Regions from separate parts of the Homo sapiens genome. Here region 2 is linked to region 1. A link is a loop called in an ENCODE intact Hi-C map of the cell type or tissue named here. Cell type or tissue: PC-9. All regions are shown on one strand. Links, peaks and the distances in the headings refer to the core of each region. The heading gives the core; the rest is flanking DNA.

What was found. Peaks named below come from ENCODE experiments on the same cell type or tissue, not always from the same donor. Only the 100,000 strongest peaks of a DNase experiment are listed, where the experiment ranks them.
Region 2: it touches region 1 in a loop (13-fold over the local background); 4 of 110 quality-filtered maps call a loop at or near these places.

The regions. Positions count from the first base shown.
Region 1 is chr12:67,587,492-67,597,232 of GRCh38, reverse strand. LINC02442 (long intergenic non-protein coding RNA 2442) reads left to right here and starts at 7,243. Exons shown (of 3, transcript NR_183543.1): 1 at 7,243-7,367. RefSeq lists an enhancer at 4,280-4,369 and a silencer at 7,407-7,626. In PC-9, for the core only: no CTCF peak of the experiment used is centred there; DNase peaks (open chromatin) are centred at 3,442, 3,982 and 4,412; H3K4me3 peaks cover 1,643 bases; H3K27ac peaks cover 2,282 bases.
Region 2 is chr12:67,479,604-67,489,344 of GRCh38, reverse strand. It overlaps LOC105369812 (a long non-coding RNA gene), which reads right to left. Exons shown (of 5, transcript XR_001749186.2): 5 at 8,651-9,741. Among named protein-coding and RNA genes, the nearest start is that of LINC02408, 36 kb to the left of the region's middle. RefSeq lists enhancers at 4,491-4,670, 4,891-4,940, 5,501-5,550. In PC-9, for the core only: no CTCF peak of the experiment used is centred there; DNase peaks (open chromatin) are centred at 4,084, 4,324, 5,194 and 5,784; H3K4me3 peaks cover 1,387 bases; H3K27ac peaks cover 2,288 bases.

The DNA of each region.
Region 1 (9,741 bases), core at 2,951-5,450:
TTTATCCAAATTAACTCAAATATATCTTTTATCTTTTCCATCTTACTGCTAATTGTCATATATGGCTTTTTAGAGAAAGATCAGAAAATACCCCAACATGGAAAAAATATATAAATATACACACATAACTGTACTGTTTATCTTAGTGCAGTTAGAAACAGGGTATACAAAAAAAGTTTAAAATGCTGAGATTTTTCAGTCATTTCTATAGTCAAATAAATCAGAGCAATTTTATATTCAAGAATTCTGAGGTGCTGAGTGCGGTGGCTTACGCCTGTAATCATAGCACCTTGGGAGGCTAAGGTGGAAGGATAGCTTGAGTCCAGGAGTTTGATACCAGCCTGGGGAACATGGTAAAACCTCGTCTCTATAAAAAATACAAAAATTAGCCAGGCAGGGTGTTGTGTGCCTGTAGTCCCAGCTACCAGGGAAGCTGAGGTGGAAGAATCACTGGAGCCGAGGAGGCCAAGGCTTAAGTGAGCCGAGATCACGCCACTGCACTCCAGCCTGGGCAACACAGAGAGAGACCCTGTCTCAAAAAAAAAGAAAAGAAGAATTCTGAGAAATCCTTCATCATGACTAAAGGCACCTGTAAATTTATTTATATATAATTTCTGCTTTATGGATTTTAGGGAGGACAGCAACATAACTATTTCTAACATGTAAACAAGATTCCTAACTTTTTACAACATAAAATATTAAGTTAATATTAAATCACTACTACAAAAAAGCTGATAGATGACTAGAATCAACATGATTCAATTTTTATCTTATCTATACTTACGTAGTTTTCTAACAACTGAAATAATAATATCACTTCAGGCAGTCAGACTTTTAGATAACTGAATAAAATTTGCGTCCTTCGGCCCTCCTTCTAAAAACACATAGAATCATCAGAGTGCATTCTTCTGGGTACACTGGCAAAAAAAAAATTGTGTGATATCAAATGGAAAATGTCTCAATAACTGTGGAACCCAGAAAACAAAGTTGGAAGGGAGAATGCATTGTTTTGAGCTAGGTACCCTTCTAGGAACTTTTATAGCCATTAGGTCATTTAAACTCTTACAGCTTCCCTGCATGTGAGGAAAAGCCTCAAGTGTGGCATTAAGTGGGTATTGACCAGTGTGAAGGGCCAGGAGATCTGAATTGCCAATCTATCTCACACGCCCCTTAGTGTGCCTAGGTGTGTCAATATTTTTATATAAAGGAAGAAGGGGTCCTTGCAGCTTTTGATAAGGTGAACTGGAGATGTTTTTTCTATTTTTTAAGCATTTCAATTGCTCCAAAAGCATTTAAGTATTGCAGTTTGTAAAACAAATATTATGGCTTACTCCTGGTATAGGAGAGATAGTGCTGATGGGTGGAAGGAGTTTACCATATAACATCTTAGACATGTTAAAAACCATGATTTTAAATCTTTTGAAACCTTCTTGTGTTCCCTGTTCCATGTGCTGTCCACAGAAGCAACAAGACAGAGGAAGCTGAGGAGGCAAATCTATGAGGCCACAAATCTAAGAGTACAACAAATCTACAAGATTTACATTTTACAGATGAAAAAATTGAGACTTAACATCCAACATCACACACTAACACAACTGGAATTTCAACTTGAATCTGCTGATTGCAAAACCCTAGCTCTTTTCTTCACGCCGTACATACCAGTATACCATATCGCTCTACTGCATCTCAGAGATGTTTGTTTTGCCAACATAAAGCCTTTTCATTTATAGTGCAGATTATGATTATATCATTCTGTAGCAAATGGGTTTTCATGCTTTAAAAGACAGTATACCAACATGAATTTAATCTTGAAAATCTGAGCCATTATCATAAATCAAATGCTGCTTGACATTCTAAAAGAAATAGGACTGGCCAGAGAAATTTTAGATTCATTATAATTCCTCATAGATATTCATACTTTTGTGACTGTCATTGGATACAGAAATGATAGGTTTGGGTTTGGTTGTAACTTCTCTAATTTTAGGAAGAATTTCTAGTCTACCTGATATCAAGTTATGCATGTCATGACCGTAATTTAGATATTATCACTGGCCTTAGTGTAAAATTTCAAATGCAGCCTTAACACGCTGCTATGTTTTATAGGAAAGGATAAATGCTGAGTCATGTTTCTCATCCCAGAACCCTGCATGCTTCTGCTTGAGGCTGTTGACTTCTGAGCCTGTCATCTTGCCTTAAGATGCACAGCTCTCTCTTCTCCCTACCTCTGCAATTCTCCACTCAGCATTTTCTGATGAACTAGTGTTGTCTTCAGTTCTTCCCTCCATCAGAAAACCACATTAGAGGTCATTTGAATGTAATCCTTGGCAATGACATTTTACCTTGCCTTTGGGTAGAAGTCACAGCTAATGTCTGAGCATTTGTGCTTCCTGGTTGTTGGTGGTTGGGGACAAAGCTATGAATTTCCATTGAATTATTCTTCACTGCAAGATTGTCACTCTACAACAGAGCATCATAACAAGAAAAAACAAAGGCAAGTGATGAGAGAAAAAGGAATTCCATTCTCCCTATAACTGGAGAGACAACATGGTACAGCAGAAAGAACACAGACTCCAGCTATCAATTGCTTCCTATCTCACTCCACAGAGAGTTGGAAGCAACACCCGAATTTTGTGCTACTAACCAGCTCTGTGTCATTGAGCTAGTCACTTAATCTTTGTGGCTCAATTTTTTCATCAACATGAAGCAATAGTAATACCTCCTCTGCCCTCTTTAATTTGTTATAAGATTAAAATGAGATAGTGTGTGTGAAAGTGCATTGTAAAATACACAGCATTGTACAAAACTCCCAGCTACCAATTCCAACCTTCATCAGTGTTGACTGTCCCTTACTCATTTGGCACCTCATCAGATACTGTGACAATTAGGGTGACTTCTCATCCCCGTTTGCCAGGAACTTTCCTGATTTTAGCAGTAAAAGTCTTGCGTCCCAGAAACCCCTCTGTCTGGGACAAACAAGGGTATGTGGCTGCCCTAGAAATAATGAAGTTACTTGATAAGAAAAAGCTGACTGGTGCTAACAACTCCTTTCACCATCCACTCCACAGGAAAGAAACAAGCAGGGTGTTTCCATGAACCTGAGCTAAGCCCACACAATCCCTCTTGAAGCAAGGAGAGTTTTTCTGAGCAGGGTTCAGCTGGGTGGTCATTGACAGGAAAGGAGCAGAGAAGTCATGGTAGCTGGTATCTAGTGATATATCAATAAGGAAACTGAGCACTGGTGGGTACTCAGGATACTTCCTTAAGGCCAGATCTGACTCACTTTCCTGCACCCATTAGTAGGTCCTGATGCTCTTTTTGGTGAGAAAGTGGGCATCTACCTCTGCTCCACCAACCCCTCCTTTCCCTTTCCACTCACATTCAATGATCTGTCTAGCATTTCATGCACTTTGATAATCATGTGAAATTTTCAGTCCTGCTGAGATGATGTAAGATGGTCACATTTTTTTTTTTTTTTTTTTTTTTTTTACCAGAGCCAATAAAGCAATAATCTCTCTCTGAACTGCAGGCTCCCAACCAGCCTTGGGCTAGTCAACCCAATTCCTTAATTCCAACCCACACACTGTTTTCCACCCATCTCTGGAGAATGAAAAGAGGTGGTGAAGCCAGGCTCCCCCAGCTGCTGCGGTGCCCTCCTGCACTGGAGTAGGTACAGCCTAATCAAAGGCCTGTTGTTTTCCTTTGGCTTTGAAACTCACTGGTTGTGGGTGTATCTGTTGCATGATCATGAACACTTAAAAAAAAAAAAAAAAGACAGATCCAGTCCCATTACTTTGGCTCTGGCACAGAAGTTTCTGGAAAGAGAAACCATAAAATGATACCAAAGTGGTAACAGTAAAATAAATACCTCTCTCTGAATTTCATGGAAGTAATGAAGCTTCAGGGCACCAGAGGAGACTTTAGTAGCTCCAAAGCTATTCATGACTGTCCAATAACCCAAGAACTGGCCAAACAAGCTGGACTGCTTTCCTGTGAGTCATCAGAATCACTGCAGGCCTATGATGGGTCCCTTTCACCTGTGGGAAACAGGCTGTTAAAATGGAGAGTTGTCACTAGTTATCAGCTTCTTAGTCTTCACCAGGGCTGGGCAACAAGAGTCATAGGACCTGTCTTTATGCTTATGCTTTTTAATTTCTTTATCTCCTTGCAAATGTAATGATGTGACTTACAATACATGTTTTGATGTGCTGATAATCTCGACAATGAAATAGGTTTTAGGACTTGAGGGGATTGGGAGGAGGCATAGAAATAGTTTGGTGTCTCTGGAAGAAATTAAATTGTGGATGTTTTCAATGATTCCTAGTTGCTTCACTCAAGGAGGGTTCAATAGTGTGCTGACAAATGTTTAACAACAGGCACTCTTGGGGAAAACAAAAGCAAAACCAAAACTGATTTGTGTGTTGGCCAGTTTCCATGGTATAAATACTCCTACCATGACCAATTTAGCTGGCTCCAGTGCACCACTCAGAAGGATCCTAGTTTTTCTTTGCCAAAGATCATCTTACCTGATGGATTTTATGAAGTATATTTATTGAGAATTAAATTCATTAGAATGATTTAAGTTAGAATATTGTATCAAAAATTTAATTTACCTTTCTTAACTATCCTTTAATAATTTGTTATCTTGCTCATACTCTCAGTATCCTGTCGTACTCACTTTTCATTTGAAATCTGTTTTTGTTGTTGTTGTTGCCTTCCTTCCTTCCTTTTCTTTCTTTTCTTTTTTCCCCTTCCTTCCTTTTCTCTTTTCCCTTTCCGTCCTTCCTTCCTTCCTTCCTTCCTTCCTTCCTTCCTTCCTTTCTTTTTCTCTTTTTCTTTTCTTTCTCTCTTTCTTTCTTTCCTTTCTTCTTTCTTTCTCTCTCTCCTTCCTTCCTTTTCTCTTTTCTCCTTCCTTTCTTCCTCCCTCCCTCCCTGCTTGCTTGGTCTTTCTTTTTCTTTCTTTCTTTCTTTTCCTTCTTTCTCTCTCTCTCTTTCTTTCTTTCTTTTCTCCCTTCCTTCCTTTCTTTCTCTCTCTCTCTTCCTTCCTTCTTTCATTTTTTTTAAGAGATGGGTTTTCATCATTCTGTTACCCAGGCTGGAGTGCAGTGGTGCAATCATAGCTCACTATAATCTCAAACTCCTGGGCTCAAGCGATTCTCCCATCTCAGCCTTTCAAGCAGCTAGGACTAGAGGCATGAGCAACCATGCTCAGTTAATTTTTTTAATTTTTATTTTTATAGAGACAGAGTCTCACCTTGTTGCCCAGGCTGGTCTTGAACTACAGTGATCCTCCCACCTCAGCCTCTCAAAATGCTGGGATTACAGACATAAGCCACTGCACCTGCAGCCCGTTTATTTTTCTTATCTAGCTCTTATTTCCTTTCTCTATGCTGAGAGTGAATTTGTAGCCAGAAGTTTTTCTATTTTAATCCTTAATTTTTGCTTTTTTCTTAAATTATTTAAAAATTATCACATCACTCCCATTTCCCTTCTCCCCACAGTACTTAAAACCTCAATGACTCCCTATGGCTTTTGGGATAAAGTTTGTGGTATGGCTTTGACCCCAGCCTCTGTCTCTAGCTTAAAGGCCTTAGAGATGGGCTCTTGCTCTGTTGCCTAGGCTGGATTCCCTCACGAAACTTGTGCTCTGACCACCCCCAAATTCTTGCACCTCCATGAATACATTGTGCTACTTCATGTCTTCAAGCCTTCCCACATGTGGCTTGCTCAAGATTTTCTCCTCATTAACCCTTTAACTTTAGCTTACACTGGGCTTCTAATCTCAGTGGCTACAGCATTTTTTGTTATTCATATCTCAGCAGTGACAGTAATTATTGATTTGCTGAGCTATCTCCCTCCACTTAGGCTATGATCCATTTGACTCAGAGATGATTATCCTGCTTACATCCCTGGCACCTAAGAAAATGTCTGGTATATACTAGGTGCTCAATAAACACTTGTTAAGTAGAGATAATAAATTCATAAATGGTAATTGAGGTGATTTCATAGCTTCATTTTAATTCTAATGTGTTGAAGTCCTTTAATCATTCATTGACAACAATATCCACCAATTCATTTGCAAAGCAGATTGGTTCAATAAAATATGATGTAGTCATAGAGCAGAATTAAAATATTGATGTAGATTTCCAAAAAGTGAAAAATAAAGATATAAGACCAAAAAAGTGAGCAGCATTATCTCTTTTACATAAATAATAAAAAAGAACACACATTTATATATGTGTGTGTAAAGAAGTTTTTGAAAGTAGGAAGCTCCTTTGGCAAATTTAAGCTTAAAAAATAAAGAAAGCAGGAAGCATATGTTAAGTAGACTTTTACTTTCTGTTTTGTATATTTCTGTCTGATTTTTGTTTTACCATGTGTATTTATTATTTTTACATAAGAAAACATTTATATGAGAAAAAGTATCAGCAGAGCTTACACAGTGATAGGATTATACATCATGATTTCCTCTTTAAACATCTTTATAATTATCAAACATGAGTGATTAAAAAAACTGAAGCTAAAGGTAGCAATATTCTCTATACTGGCAGATTTTTCAGCATTGCATATGAACCCACCTCCGGTAAGTGGGTTATCTTTCTAATTTATGACTTCAGTGAAATCTGTTTCCTGGCAATGGTTGCCAGGGCACGCCTTCTCTCTTGTTCTCCATCATGCTTACTTTTAAGCCTAAGGGCAAGAAAGAAATAGACAGAAAGCAAGAAGTAGCATGAGCATCTTTTTTTTTTTTTTTTTTTTTTTTGGCATGTTGGAAAAAGGAGCTCTAAACACACTCCACTAAGCATAGCACATGCCTTGGATTCAAGCAGTGGACCTCAAAGAGCAGCGTCTCCTTTTAAGCTTTGCAGGGCAAGTTTGGGGCACTGTCAGTGAAAAATTGTCACTGCTTCTTGCCTTGGTGCTTGCCTGAACAACAAGGAGTTCCTCTAACTGCCTTAAAAGGAATCTACTCCTCTCTCCTGCCACAGGTATCACATACTATTCTCAACATATTACCGCAAACTAAAAAAAAGAAACAGGTTGTGAAGTAATGCAGAAAGTTATTTTTAATTAAAATTATCAATGTATCCGTATTAAAAATTTAAATAGAAGATACAAACAATAAAGTGCCGCTGATAGACCCTGAAGGAGGTCTGCCTCTCCCAAAGGCAGACGGCAAACAATATAGGCTACAGACACAAACACTGGGACTTCGTATTAATTGTGCTGCCACACAAAGGGGGTGTGGTTTGGGGTTGAGGGGCTCACTGGCCAGTTTTTCCATGTTTCTCAAATAAAACTCTGGTGTCATCAAGAAACATGGTGGAGGGAGACATGAAGACTTTAGAGACAGGAACCACTGCAGAAATGTAAGGATTAGGAAGTAGAATAATACCCCACCCTGGGGCTGAGACTTCGGGGAGGGGACGGCACATCACTCCTCCTTTTCCTTCCCGTGCCCAGCCATGGCTGCACCTTTCCCAGGCTGGATATGGTGGACATGTGGGAGGTGTGGACAAAGACGGTAGAAGAGAAGGAGAAGAACGTAGAAAACAAAAGGGGATTGAGCTACGCTAACACTGGAGATGCAGGGTGGCTTCAGATCCGCAAGACATGTTTTGAATTTTCTGGGACCGTTATGATCAGAAGGCAGATACTAATGAGAAAATTTTTGAGCCCATGAAGATTTTAAGGTCTAAATTCTCTCCAATTTGGGCTGCTGGTTTCTGTTTTCTGGGCACCTTGATTCTCATACTCTAGAAGTACCCGGGTAGGGGCTTGAAGAGAGAAAGCAAGAAGCTGGCTTCCTAAGTCTGGCCCTTGACTTTAAAGGAATGTGGTTAAATGGAACTTCTTGTTGTCTAGAACATCCCAGGGCCAGGTTTCTTGGTGTGTAGGCTTGGCAGACGTAATGCTGAGAGGATAAGGAATTTCTGGATTGAAACACCAGGACTCCAAAAGGCCCCTTGAAGTTATCTGAGATTCCCTGTTGAATATTATTACTCAGCTTATCACTATTCTAAATGTCAGCCAGAACTTTGTTATAAATCTGCTACCCAACTTATGTTGAAAGCCATCTCTAAAATTTCCTTTACAACTAATCTTAGGTTTATAAAGTTGGCATTTAAACAGACTGGGTGCAGTGGCTCACGCCTGTAATCCCAGCACTTTGGGAGGCTGAGGTGGGTGGATTGCCTGAGCTCAGGAGTTCGAGACCAGCCAGGGCAACATGACCAAAACCCATTTCTACACAAAAATACAAAAATTAGTTGGGTGTGGTGGCACATGCCTGTAGTCCCAGCTACTCAGGAGGCTGGGGCATGAGAGTCGCTTGGGCCAGGGAGGCAGAGGTTGCAGTGAGCTGAGATTGCACCACTGGACTCCAATCTGGGTGACAGAGTGAAACCCCATCTCACACACAAAAAAGGCATTTAATCATGGTTGTGTGACCTTGGCATACATTATATGGCTTCTCTGGGTCCCTATTTCTTCATCTGTGAAAGGAAGACAAATGTGGAAGAGGAATAATTCTTTGTGTCAGTTAGGATGCTTTTGGCAGCAAGGAACAGAAAACCAAACTCTATCTGGCTCAAATAATTAGGACAAGTGTTAGATTACATAAAAGAAAGTCCAGAGGTAAGACAAGCTTCAGAATTGGCTGACCCAGTTGCCCAGTGATTTTATCAATGACCTGGGAACTTCTTCCTCTCTATCCTCCCATCAATACCATCTCAGGCAGGTCCATCAGGATCTAGGATGGCTACCAGGAGGGCTTGAAGTACTAGCATCTTCACTCCCATCAGCTGGAAGAGAGAAACTGTATTTCTGTGTCTTACGTGTGTAAAAGCTTTTCCAGAAACTTCCAGAAAATCGTTTCTTCCATCCTACTGACCAGAATGGGTGACATGGAATTTCTGGCTAATTCTTGGAAAAAAGAGATAATGCTAGGTTTAGACCAATAACATCCACTCCTGGAACTCAGCTTCTCCTGAGGTTCATGGGGTGGAGTAGGTACCTAAATGAATTTGTGATTCTGCTGGGAAGAAACAAAGTGGCAATGGAGGAGGCTGGCTTACCATCACAATACCGATGCACTTTCTTCCAAATCAAATAATCCCATTTGTCTCTCAGTTACTGCATCTGGGTGACATTCCTATGAACTGTGTGTTGAAAATGTTTTTGTGTCTAGATGCATTTAAGGTTTTGTTGTCCTCACAAGAGTAAAAGAGCAGTATTCTTTTTTGTTGATTGTTTTTGTTTTTGTATCCACTATACAGGGCCAAATGCAAATATTATTTGAGGATATCAATCCTTAGAGACTCATTCAAAAGACTTTAAAAAGAAAAAGCCTCTGAATTTATGAAACCAAAGCAGCTATCAGGATGGTGATATTTGGCTTTTGAGACTTTTAAAAACTGTTTGCATGGAGTTGCCAAAAAATACTGATTGAGGGGTGCTGATGATGACATCATTTACACTCCTTCAGGTCTTTATTTCTTTCTCCGTCTACATGTGAGGATAATAATATTTTCCCTACTATGAGATAATGTATGTGAAAGAGTGTTGTAAAGCATACAACAATTAAAGAAGTGTAATTGTCCAAAAGAAGGGTTTATGAGAACAAAGGTGCTCCCTCTAAAGGCTTCACCATCTGTCGAATTAATGAAGAAGGGAGCCTCTGTAAAACAGACGATGTGTGGCTGGGCAGTTTATTAATGTATTAATTTGGGCTTGTTCTCTTTG
Region 2 (9,741 bases), core at 4,069-6,568, 110 kb after region 1:
GGAAAGTTTACAACTTCCTGGAGACTTGTTGAATGGCTTTGACCAAAATGCTGACAGTGATATGGACAATAAAAGTCCAGGCTGAAGTGGCCTGAGATGGAGATGAGGAACTTGTTGGGAACTGGAGCAAAGGTAACTGTTGTTATGATTTAGCAAAGAGACTGGTGACATTTTGTCCCTGCCCTAGAGACGTGTGGAACTTTGAACTTGAGATAAATTGTTTAGGGTAACTGGCAGAAGAAATTTCTGAGCAGCAAAGCATTCAAGATGAAGCAGGCTGGCTGTGCACAGTGGCTCATGCCTGTAATCCCAGCACCTTGGGAGGCCAACGCGGGTGGATCACTTGAGGTCAGGAGTTCAAGACCAGCCTGGTCAACATGGCAAAACTAGGTCTCTACTAAAAATACAAAAATTAGCCAGGCGTGGTGGCACGTGCCTGTAATCCCTGCTTCTTGGGAGGCTGAGGCACAAGAATTGATTGAACCTTTGAACCTGGGAGGTTGCAATGAGATCACACCACTGCACTCAAGCCTGGGTGGTGACAGGATGAGACTCTGCCAAAAAAAAAAAAAAAAAAAAAAAAAAAGATGAAGCAGAGCATAAAAGTTTGGAAAATGTGCAGCCTGATGATGCAATAGAAAAGAAAAACCCATTTTCTGGGGAGAGATTCAAGCCCCAAGATGATGCAGCTTCCACACGGTATTGAGCCTGCAGGTGCACAGAAGTCAAGAATTGAGGTTCGGGAACATCCACCTAGATTTCAGAGTATGTATGGAAATGCCTGGATGTCCATGCAGAAGTTTGCTGCAGGGTTGGAGCCCACATGGAGAACCTCTGCTAGGGCAGTGTGGAAGGGAAATGTGGGGTTGGAGTCGCCACACACAGTCTCCACTGGGGCACTGCCTAGTGGAGCTGTGAGAAGAAGGCCACTGCCCTCCAGACCCCAGAATGGTAGATCCGCCAACAGCTTGCACCATGCACCTGGAAAAGCTGCAGATACTCAATGCCAGCCCATGAAAGCAGCTGGGAGTGGGGCTGAATCCTGCAAAGCTATAGGGGAAGAGCTGCCAAGGCTGTGGGAGCCCACCTTTTGCATCAGCATGACCTGGATGTGAGACATGGAGTCAAAGGAGACCATTTCAAAGCTTTAAGATTTGACTGCCCTGCTGGATTCCAGGCTTGCATGGGGCCTGTAGTCCCTTCATTTTGGCCAATTTCTCCCATTTGGAAAGGGTATATTTATCCAATGCCTGTTCCCCCACTTTATCTAGGAAGTAACTAACTTGCTTTTGATTTTACAGGCTCATATACAGAAGGAACTTGCTTCGTCTCAGGTGAGACTTTGGACTTGGACTTTTTGGTTAATGTTGGAATGAGCTAAGAATGTGAGGGACTGTTGGAAAGGAGTGACTATGTTTTGAAAGGTGAAGACATGAGATTTGGGAGGGGCCAGTGGGGGAATTATATGGTTTGGCTGTGTCCTCACCCAAATCTCATCTTGAATTATAGTTCTCATAAACCCCATGTGTCATGAGAGGGACGTGGCAGGACATAATTGAATCATGGGGGTGAGTACCTCCATGCTGTTCTTGTGATAGCAAGGAGTTCTCATGAGATCTGATGGTTTTATAAAGGGCTTTTCTCCTTTTGCTCAGCACTACTCCTTCCTGCCACCATGTGAAGAAGGACATGTTTGCTTCCCTTTCTGCCATGATTGTAAGTTTCCTGAGGTTTCCCCATCCCTGCAGAACTGTGAGTCAGTTAAACCGCTTTCCTTTATAAACTACCCAGTCTCAGGGAATTCTTTATAGTGCATGAGAATGGACTAATACAGCTGGGAAACACTGGCAGGGTGGTTGTAAACCTTGGTTGGGAGATTTTTCCCAGTGAAGAGAAACAAGATCTGGTACCTGTGTGAAAGAGCAGTCTGGCAGCCTCTTGATAGAGCTGCTGCACTGTGCTGGTTGTCTGCTCCAGTCCTTAATCACCTCGGATTCTCTGGAGCCCAAAGGTATCAATGGTTAAAACTGTGAAACAGCAAGGATGGTGGGCCACCCCTCCCTCTGGATGTTCCCTTTCGGGGAGGAGTAACATTGCTACTTGCGGCTGGCTGGAGTTCCAAGCCAGTGGGTCTTATCATGTGAGGTGCTGTGGAAGCAGGATCTGTGGAAGCAGGGCCTGTACACCATCACTGCTCAGCACCCTGGATTCAGCCCCTTTCCTAGGGATATATGTAGAGGTCTAACCTCCCACTTTGCCAGAGTTGCAGCTGCTTTTGCTGGGAAGTGTGGGTATCTAAAGCCCCTGGAAGTTTGAGTGTGCCTGAGTAGTTTCTCTGACAAGACTCTACATAGCTCTCTGTATCAGACTGAAGGCCCTGGTGGAGTGACCTGAGGATTGAAAAGATCCATGGGAGAAGCCTGGGTCCCTGGAGTCGCTCACTCAATCACTGCTTCCCTGGGCAGGGGAGATTCCCCTGGCTCCACATCACTCCTGGGTGGGCGATTGTCCTGCCTTACTCTTCTCCATTCTCCATGGGTCAAGTTGTTTTCTTGATGAATCCCAATGCAGGTACAGGAGTGTTTCATGAAGGTGTTGTATTGATTTGCCCCTTCTATTTCTCTCCATGAGAGCAGGGCACAGTAGCTGCTTCTAGTCCACCATCTTCACCAGCTCTCCAACGTATAACTCTTGACTCCTCAAAAACTTAACTACTAATAGCACACTGTTGATTGGAAGTCTTACCAATAATATAAACAGTTAATTAGTACATATTTTTATGCTATGAGTAGTATATACTGTATCCTTACAATACAGTAAGCTAGCAAGTAAATGCTGTTGAGAAAATATATTTACTATTCCTTAAGTAGAAGTGGATCATCATAAAGCTTTTCATCCCTGTCTTCTTCAGATTAAGTAGGCTGAGGAGGAAGAAGAGCAGGAGGTTTTGCTGTCTAGGGTGCCGGAAACTGAAGAAAATTCACAAATAAGTGAACCTGTGCAGTTCAAATCCGTGTTGTTCAAGGGCCAGCTGTACAAAAGAAGGGCAGCTGTGGACACAGAGATGCTCACGGATGTGCTATCTATGAAGGCAAAACACCACAAGCAACATCAAAAGTCCAGGAATACAGGAATAATTAAACGAGTTGTCATCCATTTCCTCAGAGGAAGTTATGCACTATCACAATTCTTATGAAAAACAGAAACCACTAGAAATGTGAAGTGTTTATGGCATAAGTTTCAGCAAAAAAGGTAGCATAGAAAATTGAGAGCACATTCTGATATGATTTATAAATTATATATGAACAGGAACTACAGAATACACAAGAATAAGTAGAATTACTGAATTTTTTCAAAACTGTTTGGAATGCTTATTTTATATATATACTAGTACATATACAAGTACTAATATAAGTACATATATGTACATATATATATACCTCTGCCTCCCGGGTTCAAGCTATTCTCCTGCCTTAGCCTTCCGAGTTGCTGAGATTACAGGCACCTGCCACCACGCCTGGCTAATTTTTTGTATTTTTAGTAGAGAACTGGCCATGTTGGCCAGGTTGGTCTCAAACTCCTGGCCTCAGATGATCCTCCTGCCTCAGTCTCCCAAAGTGCTGGGATTACAGGCATGAGTCACTGTGCCCGGCCTGGAATGTTTACAATCTTTTAATAGTTAAAAGTGGCAAAGGCTTGGGGAGAGAATGGCCTTCCCAAAACTCCATGCTCAGAAAAAAAGGGATAATGTATCTAAATAACCTGCCAGAGTTCTGTTTCTCCCAGAGACATCATTAGCCCTCTGGGGGCTTTTGTGCAAATTAGGAAAAGTAGCCCCTCTTGAAGTATGCCCTTCCTAGAATGCAGACATTTCCTTTTTCTGGAGCTCTGTTCAGAGCCTTGATGTCTTCCACTGGAGGCTGGTGAATATAGGATTATTCGAGGAATATGTTGGCAGAATTGCCAAGAAGGCAGCTATTGTAGACCCAAAGATTAACTACTTCAGGCAGTATGCAGATGAGAATTAGGACAATGACAGTTGAATAAACAAATATGAGTCATATAAAAGCTGAATTATATGGCATGATACAGTGGCCCGCGATCTTTTTTGGCACCAGGGACCAGTTTCATGGGAGACAGTTTTTCCACAGATCAAGGAGGTTGGTGGTTTTGGGGTAAAACTGTTCCACCTCAGATCATCAGGCCTTATTAGATTCTCAAAAGGAGCATGCAACCTAGATCCCTCACATGCATAGTTCACAACAGGGTTTGCATGCCTATGAGAATCTAATGCTGCTGCTGATCTGACAGGAAACTCAGGCAGTAATGCTTGCTCACCTGCTGCTCACTTCCTGCTGTATGGCCAGGTTTCTAACAGGCCATGGACCAGTACAGGTCTGTGGCCCGGGGGTTGGGGAGCCCTGATATAATAGAAATAGATCTCTCTCCCCCTGACATCAGCAAGTTGTATGCTTTCTAAGCATTATTCTCCTGCCTACTGAAAACTATATTTAGACTAAACCAAGAAAGATATTGCACTGAAGATCTCACAAAAAGCCTGAGTTACAAGTCTCAGAGGTAGAAGAAAGTAAATTTGCCAAACTAGGCTGTCTATTCCTCCACCAGAGACAGTACCATTGCAGGCCTGTGATGAAGGGGTGAAGACAAGTGTCCATGGTGCTGCAGTAGGCCCCAGAGTCCAGAGTCCTGGGTCCCTTGCACGGAAGACCCTTGTTAGCTTCCTTCATGTCTGCATGCATCAAAGGAAACTAGCATGGACCTCAGGCACCTCACAAGATGGGCTGTGTCTTTTCATGGGGACTATAGATATGTGAAAGCATTCAGGAGGACATAAAACATGTTCTCTAAGAGGGAGCCTTTGTATTCAGCTCCCTGTGGTCAGGGACTGCATTTTTGGAGCCAAGCTCCAAAAATATTTGAACAGTCAAACCACTCCAGTGTACTAAAGAGAAATGAGAAAAGGTAGTTTCTGCTCTGGGTGAAGAGTCATTGAGAAAGTTCTTCCTCCCTACCTTGGTTCCTATACATCTTAGTCCCATCAGATTTTGCTGATAAGCCTTACTTGACACATGTGGGAAACATTTTCACTAGAGGTTAAAGGAAGCTGGTTTGGGACTGAAGCAAACGGCTATGCAAGGTCATACTGAGTTCAGCTCAGAGTCTCACATCTCAAATATTCTTTCCACACCCTTCTTCTGGGGCAGTGGCCTCTACTGAACCTGAAGGTGTAACTTCTCTCGGGTGACATGGAGTGCATGCCCGGCAATGCCTCAAGAGCTGCAGGGCAGGGTGATACAGCCCCAGGGAGTGGCTACCTTCACTAAGAAGCAGGTTTCTAAAACCAGCATTTCAGGATCCTCCAGGCATCCCTTTGGCCTGCTCACCTCCAGCTTCTGTGTCCTATAGCACAGTATTTACTGACAGGGAGAGCCCTTCTGCCAGCCAAACCTGCACAGTGCCCCAAGCACAGGGCAAGTGGGTGACCAAGGGCTATGTTACAGGCCCCTTTCCAGCAGCCAAAGGACACGCATCCCAAATTTGATGGGGTTTTTGCCCTTGGTACCCATAGACTTTCAATTTTCTGGAGTAGCTCCACCTTTTGTTATGGTTTGGTAAACAAAAGGCAGTCATCAGGAAGCCACTAATACAAATGTCACCATGCACATCACCCTGCCGAAAACCAACAGCAGCCTGTTCAAATGCTACAGGATATTGAGAAAATGATGAGGAGGCACTGAAGACAAAAAAGCCAAGCTTCTCCTCTTCCTGGTCATGCTGCAGACAGCTTACTGGCTTGGCAGCCCTCCAACTCTGCTTCCTTTTCTAGAAGCTCTAGGTACCCAGGCTGCAAAGCTGTGCTGCCTGCCTGCTCATTCCGAGCACGTTTGCACTCTGCTTTGAAGGGGCCAGCCATAAATAAAGCACAGGCTGGGGATTCCTGGGCAGGCTTGCATAATCACAGCCCTTCCTTTGAAAGGGGGAACCATATTCTGATATGTGCCTGTGGCTGGTGGTTTAACTTTAAATCTGTCACCGGTAGCTGGTCAAAAGGTTTTATTCTCTGTAGCCCCCAAGTTTGGCAGACAGGCCTTTTCAAAATGGAAATATCTCCCTGATCCACTGATAGGCAGTTTGGAGACGGTGTGCTGATGCCAATTAAAGCACACTGTGGTGTTCTATTCCTCTTGCCTTGGTGCAGGCTACATCCTCTGCCCCAAGGAACATCCACCCATCCTCAAGGCCAAGTCCAACTCTCTCTCTAAGATTCAGATCAGATCCCTTCACTGAACGAATATAGATAGATTAAGCACTCCCTTTGTGAGCCTGAGAGATGTGCTCTGTGCCATCATTGAACTATCAGTCTGCCAGGGAAGATGACAAAAGTGATATGTGTACAGCCTACAGATGTATCTGCTATGGCAGTAACTTCATCTGAGTAGGAGTTAGAAGGTGACAGAAGAATTTCACTTCTCCCCAAATCCTTCCTGGCTTTCCCTGGGCACTATGATTGCTCCCTTCTTGTGTTTTGTCAAAGGCACATATCCCATCTGCTCACTGTGTGATATTTCTACACGTTGCCTGCCTCCCATCCCTCTCACCCTTGCCATTTTATTAAGAGGTCTTCAAGGTCATGGACTGTCCTATGAATCAATTATCTGGCAAATGTTCAATAATTGAAATAAATAAATCTCTGAAAATTTTTTTGCTCTGAAAAGCAACTGTTGTCTACCTAACACCAAGTGATCAATAGGCTTTTAAAAATCTCTGAGTAATCTCAGAAGTGACAGTGTATTTGACTATATGGAACAGGATCCACGTGGATCCACGTGGATGAGCAGATCCACGTGATGAGCAGGTGAGCAAAAGCAACATTGGTAGTTAATGCAAGGATGAGTTAATGGAGGCAGTGGGGTGAGGGAAACAGGGCAGGGTGTCTTCACAGCCACTGAATCAGAGGTTAAAACAGCCAGCAGCAAGGGCTAGGGCACAGGCAAATATCAGGGCAGGTTTCACCCTAGTGTTTCTGAATTATTTGCATCCAAATGATGAGGCAGTTTACTGAAATTGTGTGGAAGTTATTTCAATGCCACAAAGATATTTAAAATTATATTAACTCATTTGTACAGAATGCTGAATACTACATCTTGATAGTAATTAGCAAACTCAATACAGTTATGACATGATCAGTTGCAAATAACCTAAAACATTCTCAAATGTTAATGTATAAATGAATTATCTAGGCATCTTGATAAAATTCAAATTCTGACTTAATAGTGGGTTGTGATTCTGTATTTCACCCAAGTTCCAAGGTTCCATTGGTCCATAGATCTCACTTTGAGTAGCCCCTACTAAAAGTGCAGGAGAAAAAGTTGTGATTTTGACAGAAGGCACTATTACTCTTCTTTTAAAATTGTATTTATTCATTAAATATTTTCAAACTGTGAAATTAATGGTCATTATGGTGAATTTGGGAACTGTAAAACATACCATGAAAAAATATTAAATCATCTTCAATCTCAACGTCCAGAGATAATCTGTATAAATATTTTGATGTGTTTCCTTCTAATCCCTTTTACTTTTGCATCTTACTCTCCACAATTTTTCTATCTTGATATTGTTTCTTTTTAAATTGTAGATGATTCACATGTTGTTATGTTATTTGAAAAATATGGTTTGTATCATGCCATACATTCAGTCCTCCAGAGCACAGCAGTTAAAGAACGAGTTCCTGCCCTTGTTTTTAGTGAAAGAAAGCAGTAAATATAAAATCAGGTAATAAATAAGATTGAATGGATAAAATTCTCATTTTGAAGGACTGTATAATTCTATTTTACAGCTGATTATAATAAAGTTAACCAATCTTTCCTTCAGACATTTAGATTCTTTCTTTTGTTCTTATATACACATGTATGTTTTAAATATGCAGACTATGTGAAAAATCCTTGCAGCCCGATTTTTGCATAGTCTTCTGATTATTTCCTTCAAATAAATGTCTGTAAGTGAAATTTCTGGGTCATAGGGTGTGTAAGCTTTTAATACATATCGTCAAATGGGACCCCAGAAATGTTGTACCCATTCATGCTCTTATCAGCAATCAGGAAGGAGCCTGAAAAGCTTCACCACATCTTCACCAGCATTGGTCATTATGTGTTTTTACATTTGTCAGGTTATTTTTGTTTACATTCCCTTTCTGCTTATGAGGTTAAGTATTTTCCTGTATATATAAGCCACTTGGTATTTTCCTTTGTGAAGTATCTGTTTCTTTTGCCCATGCTGCCTTGGGAGTGTTTTCCTCCTATTAATTTATAACTTTCCTATGGATTAAATATATTAACCATTTGTTATATATTTTGTAAGTAGTTTTCTACTTTGTTGTTTGTCTTTTAATTTTGTTTCTGTTTTTTAAAGTTCTACAGAGTTTTGAACTTTTAGGTAGGCCATAGCTATTGATCTTGTCCACTGTGAATTTGTCTTTTGTTTCTGTATTAGACATAGACTTCCCTGCAACCAGATGAGAATAATATGGATCTATGTTTCTTCCTAGTTTTGCTACATTATGCATATATGGAAAGGGTAGAAGGCAGGGTTGTAAGAAAATTCTCCTTTCCAGTGGTACAGTTTTCTAAAACTGGGTTGTGCTGCAGGTTTGCCCCCAGAAAACCAGGAACAGGAAAACACTGAAAGTTGACATATTTTTCAGGATAATAATATGAGTTTGAGAAGCCAGCTTTTTTTATTTTTTATTTTTCATTTTTATTTTTTTGATCCATTACATGCATACTTCTCCATAGGAAAGAGATGCTGGGGTCTTTCACCTATGCGTGGTATGTATGATAGACAGAATAATGATCCCTCCAAAGATGTCCAGAGGCTAATCCCTGAAACCTGTGAATACATTACCTTCCCTGGCAAAAGGAAGTTTGCAGATGTGATTAAGTTATAGATCTTGAGAAGAGAGATAATTGTGGAATATCCAGGTGAGTTCAAAGTCATCATAATGGCTCTTATAACAGGGAAGGAAGAGGGTCAGAATCAGAGAGGTCATGGACAATGAAAGCCGAGGTCAGAGAAATTTGAAGATGGCCTACTACTCACTTTCAAGGTGGAGAAAGGGCTATGGGCCGAGGAGTATAGGTAGCCTTTGGAAGCTGGAAGGAAACACTCTTCCCTAAAACTCAGCCCTGCTGACACCTCGGTTTTAGGACGTCTGACCTCCAGAATGGTAAGCCTCTAAGTTTGTGGTACTGTAATTTGTTACAAACGCAATAGGAAACTAATACAGCATCATCAGAGTACAAGTTCAATCTCTACAGAAGTTCCTGAATATGATTGCTTCCCAGCCTGTGTCCAACTCAACTGACTACCACCAGGATAGCAGGATTAATTTCATCACCAATGCAAGGTCCCAGAGTACTGGTAAACCTTAGCCAGAATGAGACAGTTGGAGTTGCTGCCTAAAAGTAAAAGGGTATGGGGTAGAAACTGGAGGCTTTTGGTTCTTCTCCTTTAATTTGCCCAGATATTCTTACGAATCCTCAGAATATTTCATTCTAATTAGTTTTTAATAAGGACAAAAACAGCACTACTTTTTAGGGTTATTGTGAGGATTAAATGAGTTAATACATACATGTATAGCCCTCAAAACATTGCCTGGCACATAGAAAGCATTCAATAGGTGTTAGCTGTTGTTGCTGTATGTATTAGAGTTCTCCAGAGAAA